Regions from separate parts of the Mus musculus genome. Here region 1 is linked to region 2. A link is a loop called in an ENCODE intact Hi-C map of the cell type or tissue named here. Cell type or tissue: heart. All regions are shown on one strand. Links, peaks and the distances in the headings refer to the core of each region. The heading gives the core; the rest is flanking DNA.

Evidence for each region. A loop is a pair of places that touch in the nucleus more often than their neighbours do. Peaks named below come from ENCODE experiments on the same cell type or tissue, not always from the same donor. Only the 100,000 strongest peaks of a DNase experiment are listed, where the experiment ranks them.
Region 1: a loop joins it to region 2, with 1.8 times the contacts of the local background. A loop is called at or near these places in 2 of 42 quality-filtered maps.

What each region holds. Positions count from the first base shown.
Region 1 is chr4:129,817,923-129,823,291 of GRCm38, forward strand. It overlaps Ptp4a2 (protein tyrosine phosphatase 4a2), which reads left to right and starts at 2,557. Exons shown (of 6, transcript NM_008974.4): 1 at 2,557-2,679. In heart, for the core only: CTCF peaks have their summits at 2,196 and 2,826; DNase peaks (open chromatin) are centred at 1,049, 2,119, 2,779 and 4,589; H3K4me3 peaks cover 4,355 bases; H3K27ac peaks cover 3,786 bases.
Region 2 is chr4:130,166,212-130,171,580 of GRCm38, forward strand. It overlaps Tinagl1 (tubulointerstitial nephritis antigen-like 1), which reads right to left. Exons shown (of 12, transcript NM_001168333.1): 4 at 3,100-3,192; 5 at 2,808-2,922; 6 at 1,719-1,842; 7 at 1,487-1,637; 8 at 1,194-1,383; 9 at 1,045-1,090; 10 at 691-814; 11 at 92-137. Among named protein-coding and RNA genes, the nearest start is that of Gm52490, 4.4 kb to the right of the region's middle. In heart, for the core only: a CTCF peak has its summit at 2,920 (motif pointing left); DNase peaks (open chromatin) are centred at 610, 1,270, 2,230, 4,370 and 2 weaker places; H3K4me3 peaks cover 1,632 bases; H3K27ac peaks cover 4,688 bases.

The sequences.
Region 1 (5,369 bases), core at 104-5,103, 350 kb before region 2:
GGAGGAAGTAAAACTGCCTTGTAACCTTCTCTGGAAAAACTAGGTTTGAGAGGCTTGTATACCTCTTCACTGGCCTACGGGTAAGGCGCAGTGATGGTGACCCTGTGGTCTCGTATAGGTGGGCGCCCGAGGTCTCGGTAGGCTTTCCAGCGCACTCTGCGGGACACCAATTAGTGACGGAAGTCAGAGACTAACACGATTATCTGGGCCCCAGAGGCAGACAAACCCGGGCCAAGTTCTGCCTCTGACGTTTCATTTCTCTAAGCCTCTATTCTCTTTTAAAATGAGTTAATAATACCTTCTTCACAGGGTTATTTAGAAACATAAGTCTGGTAATTTATTTAAAAGCACCTTGCCCAGAGCTTGGAATAGAGTAGGTGCTTTTAAAAATGGCCATTAGTGTAGGTGTTGCTGTTATCCTCATGTTATGTTACTTACTGATATTTTAGGGCCCGGCTGAGAGCCAGGCGGTGGGAAATTCATTCCTTCAGCTATCTACTCATTTGCCCTAGTAGACCGGTCCTGCAGAGGAGAATCATGAAAACAGGCATTTATAGCATGTTGTACATACTATGGTAGGATGTGCATAATAAGGTGTTTTGAAGCCATAAATGAAGCATCCATAACCAGGAAATGCAGCCAAAGTTCTGCTGGGTGGTTAGTTCTTCCTCTCCAGTCTGTCCTTGGAGAGACGCTGCCTGAAGAAAGGCTGGGAGAATAATGCAGGCAACCCTTGCGCAGCCTTCACACCCTCTGCCAGGGGCCTTGATTCTAATCTCTAGACTCTCTTGCTCCTCAAGGCCTTTTAACTCCCACACAGCAAGGCCACACAGACTTGCCCTAAAATACCCCATCCTCCTGAGTTCTGCGCTGTGGCTGTAGGAGGCTGAGTCATTAGATCTTTCTTTTTAAAACTAAGTTCTAAAGGGCAGCTTCTGGTGAGGAGCGATGCTCCAGGACTGCCTCGTGGGAAAGGGCTAATGACCACTGACCACTGCATTTCCTCACAGGGCAAGGGCAGGATGAACACACTGGGGAGCGATAGCTCCAGGGGCATTCTCATTTCCTTGTAAGTGTCAATCCTGGGTGGGCGAGGGTTCCGTGCGGGATAGTGAGTATACACTTTTCTGCCCACTCCCATCTTGGGGAAATCTAACCCACTTCTCAGGCCAGCCTCCAGAGCCTTTTCCTGTTCCACTTGGCAATAGCCCAAACCAGCCTCCCAACTCACCGGGTAACCACATTTTCCAAACAAGAAATCAAGATGCATGAACTGGCTTATAACTTCTGGCCAGGTTTCAAAAGCAAAAGGCAAACAAAAACAAAACAAAACAACACAACACAAAAAACCTCCTTCCATTAGAGAATCTCTAAGATAATCTTCAAAACTGTTAAAATCCAACTCAAACTTTTTTTTTTTTTTGAGGCTCCCAAGAGTTGAATTTAGGGCCTCACATGCAAGGCAAGCTTTTCCCAGAGTTCTATTCCCAGTTCCAATTCTAGAGGTGCTTTCTTTCTGTAGACCAGGCTGGCCTTGAACTGGGTTTAAAGGCATAGGCCACCACCGCCAGACTTTTTTTTTTAATCACGCCCATTCTTCATACTTTATTTAAGTATTGAAGAGTATCTGTGCTGTGAAGACAGTATTCCGCTTAATAGTTGAGAATACCTAGGAAAAAACTTTTTCCTTAATTCTGCATTTCCGTATCTAAAGAGTCTGTGTGTTGCTTGCCCGATAGAGGTCTGGGGAGCAGGGCAGAGAGACTTCGCAGAGATGTTCGAGGCCTCCAGGAAGGACAGCCAAGTATAAGGTACTCGGTTCCCCACTTCTGAGCTGGAAATCCCCGAGCTCAGGCCCCGGTTGCCGCCCAGTCCCAGTCCCAGACCCAGCGGGATCTGGCTCGAGGCGCCTCCCGGGATCCGGAATCCGCCCGCGACCTTGCGGGTCACTGGGTGGCCAGAGGCGCTAACTTAGACCCAGGTGCGGATGGGCGAGTCGCAGAGTGGGCGGGCGCTTCCCTCAGCCACGTTCGTCACCCCGCTACCCCCACCCCGCGCCGGTCACATGTATACGCCTTCCGTCGCCCCCAGTGCCGAGCGCAGCAAGCCACGCGGAGGCGGAGCGCGGGAGGCGCCCAGGGCAGTGGGTCAAAGCTCTGTAGGCAGAGTGGGTGGGGCCAACCGCCGCGAGCCGCCGGCAGCCAATCATCGGTTCCGAGGGCGTGGCTGCGCCGCGCGCGCCGCGCCCCGCAGCGCCCCCTGAGGGGCGGCGGCGGGAGCTGGTCCGGCTGCGCGCGCAGCGGTGGTGGCGGCGGCGCGATCGGCCGGGCTGTAACCGTCGTTCGTCCGGGAGCGGCTGGAGCGGCAGCAGCGGCCGGGCACGGCGCGAGGCGACGCCAGCGGGCAGCGGCGGTAGCGGGGGCAGCGGCGGCAGCGGGGGGGGAACACAGCGGCGGTCGCGGCAGCAACAGTAGCAGCAGCAAGACGGACTCGTGGACACGCGCCGCCGCCGCCGCCGCCGGGCCGGGCCGGGTGTCGCGCGCCGAGGCTGGGGGGGAGTCGTCGCCGCCGCCGCCGCCGCTCCCGCCGCCGCCGCCGCCGCCGAGGTGACTGAGGAGAGAGGCGCCTCCTCGCTCCCGCCTCCGCCGGCCTTCAATGCCCAGTCCCCAGCTTGCCAGCGTGAGTGCGCCCCTCCCGGGCGGCCCCGCGCGGCGCCCGGGCCTCGGGCAGGGGAGGGCGGGAGGCGCCGCTGCCATTAGAGCAGGCCCGAGACACGTCCCCGGAAGGAGGGCCGGGCCGGGCCAGGGGCGGGGAGCGCGGCTCGAGGTGGGGTGAGCGAGCGAGAGAGCGAGAGAGCGTAGAAGAATGCGGGAGAAGGTGCGTGTGCGGGCAGCATGTGTCCTTGTGGGGGCGAAGGTGTGGTGAGAGCGAGTGGGGACGAGGAGGAGCGTGGCGGACTAGGTGGTGTGCAGGGGTGCGCCTGCGTTTGTCCGGCGCGTGAGCACAGGCATCCTGGAGGCCCCTTGGTCTTTGTGTTGATAGGGAACCCTTCGCGTCCAGGGACTTAATTCACTCAAGCGTGGGATCCCTGAGTTGCAGTCAAGTAAGAGAAAAGGGTCTGAGTCTCCCGTGACGCTGATCTCTGGCGTTCTTTCCCCTTTTCGTAAAAATGTATTGTAAATTTATGAATTTCCAGAGATGTCTTTGCCATCCTCCCCACCCCCATTTCCCAGCGCTAACCATCCAAGCTTGACTCTTGTCCCGGAGTCTGAGTTTTAGCCGGTAAAGTATTCGGAAGCGTAAACTTTTTTTTTTTTGGCAAATGCTCAGTGTTGAGGTCAAGGCTATTTAATGAGGTAAGCCGCGGTATCTTTTATCTGTGACTCTCTCGTATCCTTCTGCAGAAAAGCGCCTAAGAAACGGTCATAAATATCGATAAAGTGCCATAGTTTAGTTTCTGCCCTTGGATTTGTCACGAAGTATAAAGTGACTAATCTAGCGTCATTGTAGGCATTCAGCAAATGTTTCAGTTTGGAGTCGCTATTGCTGGATTAGTATATGGTATTTACTTGCTTCCCCGCTCTGTGTTACTGAGCTGTTTCAGACAGGAAGTGAGAGAAGTTGAGCCTTGTTAGTGTGCAAGAGGAAACTAAGACTATAGAAGAACTCACATTATCAGAGCTTCGTTTTTTGATCCTGACACTCTTAGTTTTGGATCGGATGATCGGAAAGAATTGTTAATGGACTTTTTCTATGGGGGATGCAGAAGAAGTTCTTTTGTTTCATTTGTTTTATTGGACTTTTAGAAGTTCCAAATAGGTTCTTGATTTGGTATCATCTCAAATGCTTCATAACAGGTTGGCTTTGAACTCTGATCTTCCTGCCTCAAGTCTCTCCCAAGTGTTAAAGGTATAGGTATATAAGTAGGCTGAGTTGGGGATTTGAGATGAACTGTTGATAAAGATTTTCTGTTTAATGATGTAATCATAGAAGGTAATTGGAAATAAGTGAGTAAAACTGAGCCTGGTGGCAGAGGTCTGTGATCTCAGCTCCTCGGGCATCAGAGGCCAGAGGATGGAAGGTTTCAGGGGCAGTTTGTGAAACTTTGTGAGGCCTAAATCTCAAAATAGTAAAAAAAAAAAAAAAAAGGAGGGGGGGTGTTCAAAATAGTAAAAGGGATCTGAGGATAGCTCTGCCGTAGAGCACTGCCTCGTACAAAGAAGAACTCAGTTTAATTCCTAGTGACACTACTACAAAAAAATGTTGGGAATAAGGAAAGTTAAAAAAAAAGGTGGTTCTTTGTGATAGTGGGTATAGAATTACAACAAAATTCAATATGAAGTTATCTATCATAGTTCTTTTGAGGTCAGGTCTCATCCTGTAGCCTGGCCTGGAACTTAACTGCTGGCCTGACATTTGTGGTATTCTTGCTGCAGCTTTCCAGCTGCTAACATGGCAGGCATGACCCCACTAAGCTTGGGTAGAAATGAATGGTGTATTCTTAGTGTGTCCTCTCAGAAACTGGCATCCCCTGCTTGAGAGGCAGAATTGTCTTTTCCTGGGAGGTGGGAGTGATTAGTAATAAGTGCTGCTATGCTTCAGGTGCCTTTAATATTCATTTATCACGCCACGAAGGGGAGGTTAGCCTTGTTGGCATTTGTTTGGCAGGCTTTTTGAGATGCTTCTGTTTGTTTGCTAGGCACTGGGGGTTTGGTGATGTGCCCCCTGGACTTAGTGAGATAAGAGACGCATGGGCAGCAGGCACTTTGTTCAGTAGCTTGTCCCAGGTCACACAGATGATAAGAATTGGATTAAAAATGTTTAAGGTCATTTTTCCAGAATACCAAACCATTCTCTCAGTAGCATATCTGATTTTGAAATTTCTCATCCTTAGAATGACCTAGCAGTTTGCACACAGGAGAGCTGGGGAAGCCAATGGAGAGGACAAGTGCCTTTGAGGCAAGAGGATGGTTGGAGGAGATGCTGACTTGAGGCATGTGGGGTCCTAAGCTAGGCTTTCATGCGGGAGGAGGAGAGTGCCTTGAAACTGTCTTGGGGCCCCAGGGTGTGTGCTTCGAGACAGTTTTTATGAGGCACCTGGGATGTGTCTGGGAGGAAAGTCTGATTAAAGAAATGTAGCAGACTTTTATGCTTGGGAATTTTGTTTGTTATTGGGGGGGAATTTATTGGAGCAGAGGAGTCAACTGAAGTTACCACTTTTTTAAAAGTTTTTCTCTTGGGATGTGCAGATAATTAAGTCAAGAGATGGCAAATCACATGTAAGAAAATTCACTTGAAAGTACTTCGTTAATTCTAAGTTGAACTTCAGATGCAAAAGTATTACTAAGACAACATGTTACATTTCGTAG
Region 2 (5,369 bases), core at 85-5,084:
GTGAAAAGGGGAGAGACATGAGGCAAAAGACAGATGATGGAGGGCTCAGAAGGGCAGGAACTTGGGACTCAGCCTCGCACCAGAGACTCACCCAGTACTTAATGGTCCTTCCGTCTGGCAGCGTCTCTTCTCCCCACCTAGCGGCAAAGCAAGAGGGAGAGGGGGCACTGCTTGCACCGGGTCTCAACATCTGGATCGCAGCACCCCCAAGCTACCCCTGTGACTTCTGAAATCTGAGCGTAGCCAGGGACCTGATGAGTGTTCACCCCTCTCTGCATAGCCTGTCACTCAGTGGTTGGCCAGAGTTGGGACAAGTTTGTGTTTTGAGACAAGGTTTCACATAGTCCAAACTACTCGTGAAGTTGAAGGCAAAGGTGACCTTTTAGCTCCGAATCCTTCTGCCCACATCTCAGTGCTGAGGTCCCGGATGCGCTCCCCCAACCCCACCCCATTAGCTCTTGAATTCTCAAATTCAAGGGGGCAGTTTCACTGTTCCCAGACACCCTTCAAAGCTCCTCACGGTCCCCGCACCCCTGCAAGCAGCCCCTCCTCTCTGTGTCTGTTTCCTTTTTGGCAATGGGAGGAGGGAGGAGCAGCCTCAGTTTGGCAGAGAACACAAAGAATTTCAGAGAATTCCCAGAGTAAATGCCACTGCTCCTAGTCCCATGTGCCCTCAGGAACCTCACTCACCCAGTGATCTTGACTGAGTGAGTCCCATGTCTGCGGTACTGCTCCGGCCTCCCCTGGCTTACAGGTGTGTGGCTGTAGATGCCACGCTGGTACAAGAAGAAGTCCTCGTGTACTTCCATGAGTGCTGTGGGCAGAGACAAAGACAGGGCTTGGCCTGCTATTCTGAGCATCCAGACACCAGAGCCTCATATTAGACATTGATTTAAGTAGGAGCTTCCTGCAAAGAAAGGGTAACGGACCCTCCACTCCTCTTACAACTGCATCTGGTACCTAAAGTTGGAGAGATTTCTTAGGCCCTGCGCCCAGCCTCCAGCAAGAAGTTTCTGGAACCAGAGAAAGCCTGGGGATGGTTACCTTGAACAGGGCCGTTTTCCATTAGCTCCTTCATGATCTCCTTCTCCTGGGGGGGGGGGGGTGGGGGTGGAGAAAGGTCCATCAGTGTAAGATTTAGCGGACCAAACCCCCAACTCTTGCTTCTCCGCCCTTCCCATGTTTAGACTTACATCAGAGCCCAGGCGGTAGGCAGGCGTGACCTGGTAGATGTCGTTGGAATCAACCTGACCATTGGGGCAGCGGGAAGTGGCTTGGCGCTTGCCCCGCCCCATGGCGCGGCTGTGCATCATACAACGAGGAGTGGGGCTGGCCTCGTTCTGCTCACGGCCGGAGAATGGGTAACAGTTGTCAGACACCACCCTAGAGAAAGAAGCAAGAGCCATAGCGCTATGGCACCACAAAGCCTAGGTTCTAAAGGGTGCTATATCCTCTTCCAGCCCACAACCCCTGTGCGCGTGCGTACCCGCGGCGCCGCAGGAACCACCAAGCGCCATCAAGACGCCCACCTCGGCAGCCCTGCTGGTGGTGGGTATCACAGGACAGCAGGTTTTGCGGTGATAGGATGGGTGTCATGTGTCCCAAAGAATGGATAGAGACGCGATCAGATGCGACAGCTAGTGGGGAAGGCAGAAAGAGCTGTCAGAAGCCAGGCCGTGGCCCTCCTCTCTAGTGCCAGCTCCTGCCCCTGGACACACCTGCTGTGGAGAAAGCCCAGGAACCTGCACAATTGCCCTGGTCCAATGGCTCGTGGATCAGGTTGGGCCACTTCTCTGAAGCTTCAAAGGCAGTGGGTAGCACTTCCCCTTGGCCCAGCACCGTCTGTAAAAAAAAAAAAAAAAAAAAAAAAAAAAAAAAAAAGTGATTCCACTTGCTTTCTAGCATGGTCCTGTCATCCCATGAACCCACGCTTTGGAGGCACAATGAGAATCCAGAGCCTCCGGCATTGGGATCCGGTGTTGCCCTGCTTCTGGGGGTGGGGTGGGGTAGTGGCATTCCCGTTACTTGAGTGGAATAATCAGCCCTGTTCAGGGACCCGCAAAGATTACACGTGGGTAATGAGGCACGGCAGCCAGGGCCACCCGCTTCCCACTCTCTTCTCCTGCCACTTTTCTCTGTACCTTCTGATCAGCCACACCCTCCTTCCTGCCGTGGCAGTGGCCTCCAAGCCCCAAAGGACAGGGGCGGGAAGAAACAGTAAGGTCCCGTGACCAGGCAGGCCGCCAAGACAAACAGCAGAAAATAGCAAAGCAGCCCCAGGGAGAAAGGCAGGGCCAGGGGCTGGTCACCCTGGCCTTGAGCAGAAGTCCCCTGGCCTCTCCCTGTCTGCTTTGATGGACAGCAGAGCCCTGCCCAGGCTGCATGGGAGTCTTTACCTGCCCCCACTCTCCCTAAGACTGGCAGGGTCTGGTGGAAAAACAGAAGCCCCCTCCTCCCTAGGGGATTCACTGAGTCAGCAGTTTTTCCGAGAATTGTTGCTTTCTGGCCAGAGCTGTCTGTCCCTCTTTTCCTAAAATACCAAGGTGACCCCCTCGGCCCCTTGGGTCTTGACCCAGCTGTACTGGACCCAACAGCATTTTTTCCCAGGCTGAGGAGGCAGGAGGGGCTGCTTCAAGCACCAGAAGGTTTGGAAGCACAGTCCCATCAGAGAAGGCAATGATATGCCCAAGGCCACACAGCCTCATCCTGGAGGACAGGCTCTTGGCAGGACAAGAAGAGGCTCATCGTTCCCACGTGCTAAGTCATTGGGAGATAGATGGTAGGGATGTGGGCGAGCACGGACTTACATAAATCTCATTCATATTCATGACAGTGGAGGATGGGCGGATTGTGCCCAGGCGGTAGCGAATGCCCTCATCCAGGGTCATGCCCCAGAAGGCACTGTGGTTCCCAGCCTGCCACCTGGAGGAGAGAAGGGAAAGTCAAACCTGTCAAGGCTAGAGGTCCTGGAGCCGTGACAGCTACAAGGGACAGAAGTCAGTTCTAACATGTGTGCGTAGCATAATAGCCATGTGTGATGATCATGTGTGTGCACAGGTATGCACCCTCCTGTGCCCACTGATACCCAGGGCCTCTCACCCGTAGTTGCCTCGGTTGATGGCTTTAATCATGTCTGGGTCCACTAGACACGGCTCCTGGTCGCACTCCCAATGCCCTCCCTCATGGCAGGTGCTAGAATGGAAAAAGAAAAGAAATAAAGAAATTGTGGCTAAGGGGCTGGGGGCTGTAGAGCCCCAGAGATCCATGTGGGCCTGGGATTCTGAGCCAGTCACTGGAGTGGAACCCCTGAATGGTCCCACCCAGCCTGGTGGCTTTGAAAGGCAAGTCCACAATTCTTAAGTTTATCTCTGCTGCCCAGGATCTCGTAGTTCCTCAACATCACCATTGTGGGGGTGTAGCAACAGGTTCTGCTTAATGTGGGTCCAAGTTCTAGATCATGTTACTTCCTGCAGCTCAGACTCAAAGCCTGGAGTCACCTTTGACCCCTCACGCGTTGATCCAGTGCACTCCGGATCCAGACCGTGCCTCATTCTCTCTCGGCCACCTCTGCCCAGCCACCTTTCACCTGATGGCTGCTACAGTCTCCCTGGCCCGCCCTCCACCCTGCGCCACCCCACGTGGCCGCAGCCATCCTGTTAAGGCTAAGACACGTCGCGCCTCTGCTCCAACCCTCCACTCACACCACAGAAAAAGAGCCAGAGTCCTTCACGGCAACAAGCGCTGTGACCTGTTCTCCCGTCGCCACCCCCACCCCCACCTTGCCTTTTTTTCTTACAGTATATCTCACGTATCGAAAGCTGGCCTTGAACTCTCTATTTTGCCCCAAGACGGTCCTTGAACTTCTGATCCTCCTGCCTCTGCACCGCCAAGTCAGGTTTTAGGTGGTGCTGAGGATCAAACCTAGGGCTTCTAACCTACTTGGCTGGCACTCTACTGAGCTACATCCTCAGCCCACTTAGCCCCTGGGGGTCGGGGGGGGGACCTGTAAATGATGATCATCCAGTAAATATTGTTTTTCGTTGTCTTTGGGACTGAACCCTATGGCGGTTAAGCAGATGTTCCTCCCTGGGCCACGGTCCCTTCTGTCTGTCTTTTGAGACAGGGTGTCACTAAGTTATGCAGGCTGGCTTGGAAATGACTCTGGAGTTCCAACTACCTTTGGCCTCAGCATCCTCCTGCCTCAGCATCCAGCATAGCTGGGATTATGAACCTGCATCCTAGTTTATAGCTATTGAGTACATGAAAGATTGAGACAGTACTGCCAAGCAGCTAAGACCATGGACTGGTCCTGCTGGACTGTTTTGTGGCCTCGAGGAGGTTATTTTTAGAGCCCCACACCCTCTGTCTATGTTCTCATCAGCAAAGCGAGGACAATGCCTAGTACCACTTTCCAGGGATTCCGTGGCAAGCCTCTGAAGGGCTTGGCCCATTGTGGGTGCTTTCGGCTTTCATTGTTCACATATCAGGAGCCCTGGGTCCCCCTCCTTCTTTTATAGCTCATGTTCAGCTGACCATACCTCCAGATGTGTAATGGTGCCCGGCGGTGGTGGCGCATGCCTTTAATCCCAGCACTCGGGAGGCAGAGGCAGGCGGATTTCTGAGTTCGAGGCCAGCCTGGTCTACAGAGTGAGTTCCAGGACAGCCAGGGCTATAAAGAGAAACCCTGTCTCAAAAAAAAAAAAAAAAAACTAACAAACAAGCAAACAAACAAACAAAAAAGATGTGTAATGGCATTTCAGATTAAAGCCATCCAGCCTTCCCCTGGTCTGCTCCTCCCACTGTCCTCATCTTAGAGGTCAGGTGCTGGAGTCTACCGTGAACCTGACATGTGCCCTGTCAGTGCGTGCCAAAGATACATATCATGAACCTATCTATCTTCATGCCCCTCCTCCTCTGATGCCAAACCAGGTCAGCTCACTCAGCATCCCTGTCCCAGATGCTCTGAGGCCAGGCCGATCCATGAGTGATTTCAGTTAGACTTGAGGTCTTGAATGAACTTCCCTTAGATACTCAGAAACTGGAACATGGCTGAACCTTCTCCGGTCTCTGATGTTTGAGGGTCCCACCAAAAAGAACTCACCTATGTCCCACTTTCCCCTCAGTGGTACCCCTTCTGAGTGCATAAGTCTCTTGTTTGTCTAATACTCCATCATAAAGCCAGGCGCCCCCCACTTATCTTCCCTCTTTGTGTAACATCCATGCCAGTTTGGCGTGACATCGTATGTGTTGCTTTCCTGTGTCCTCTGGGAGACTACAAGCTCCCATGGGTCTGTCTCCCTCCAGCTGTAACCTCCTGGGCCCAACACAGTGCCTTCGACACAGTAGGTCTTCAGTAATTAGGCATCAGC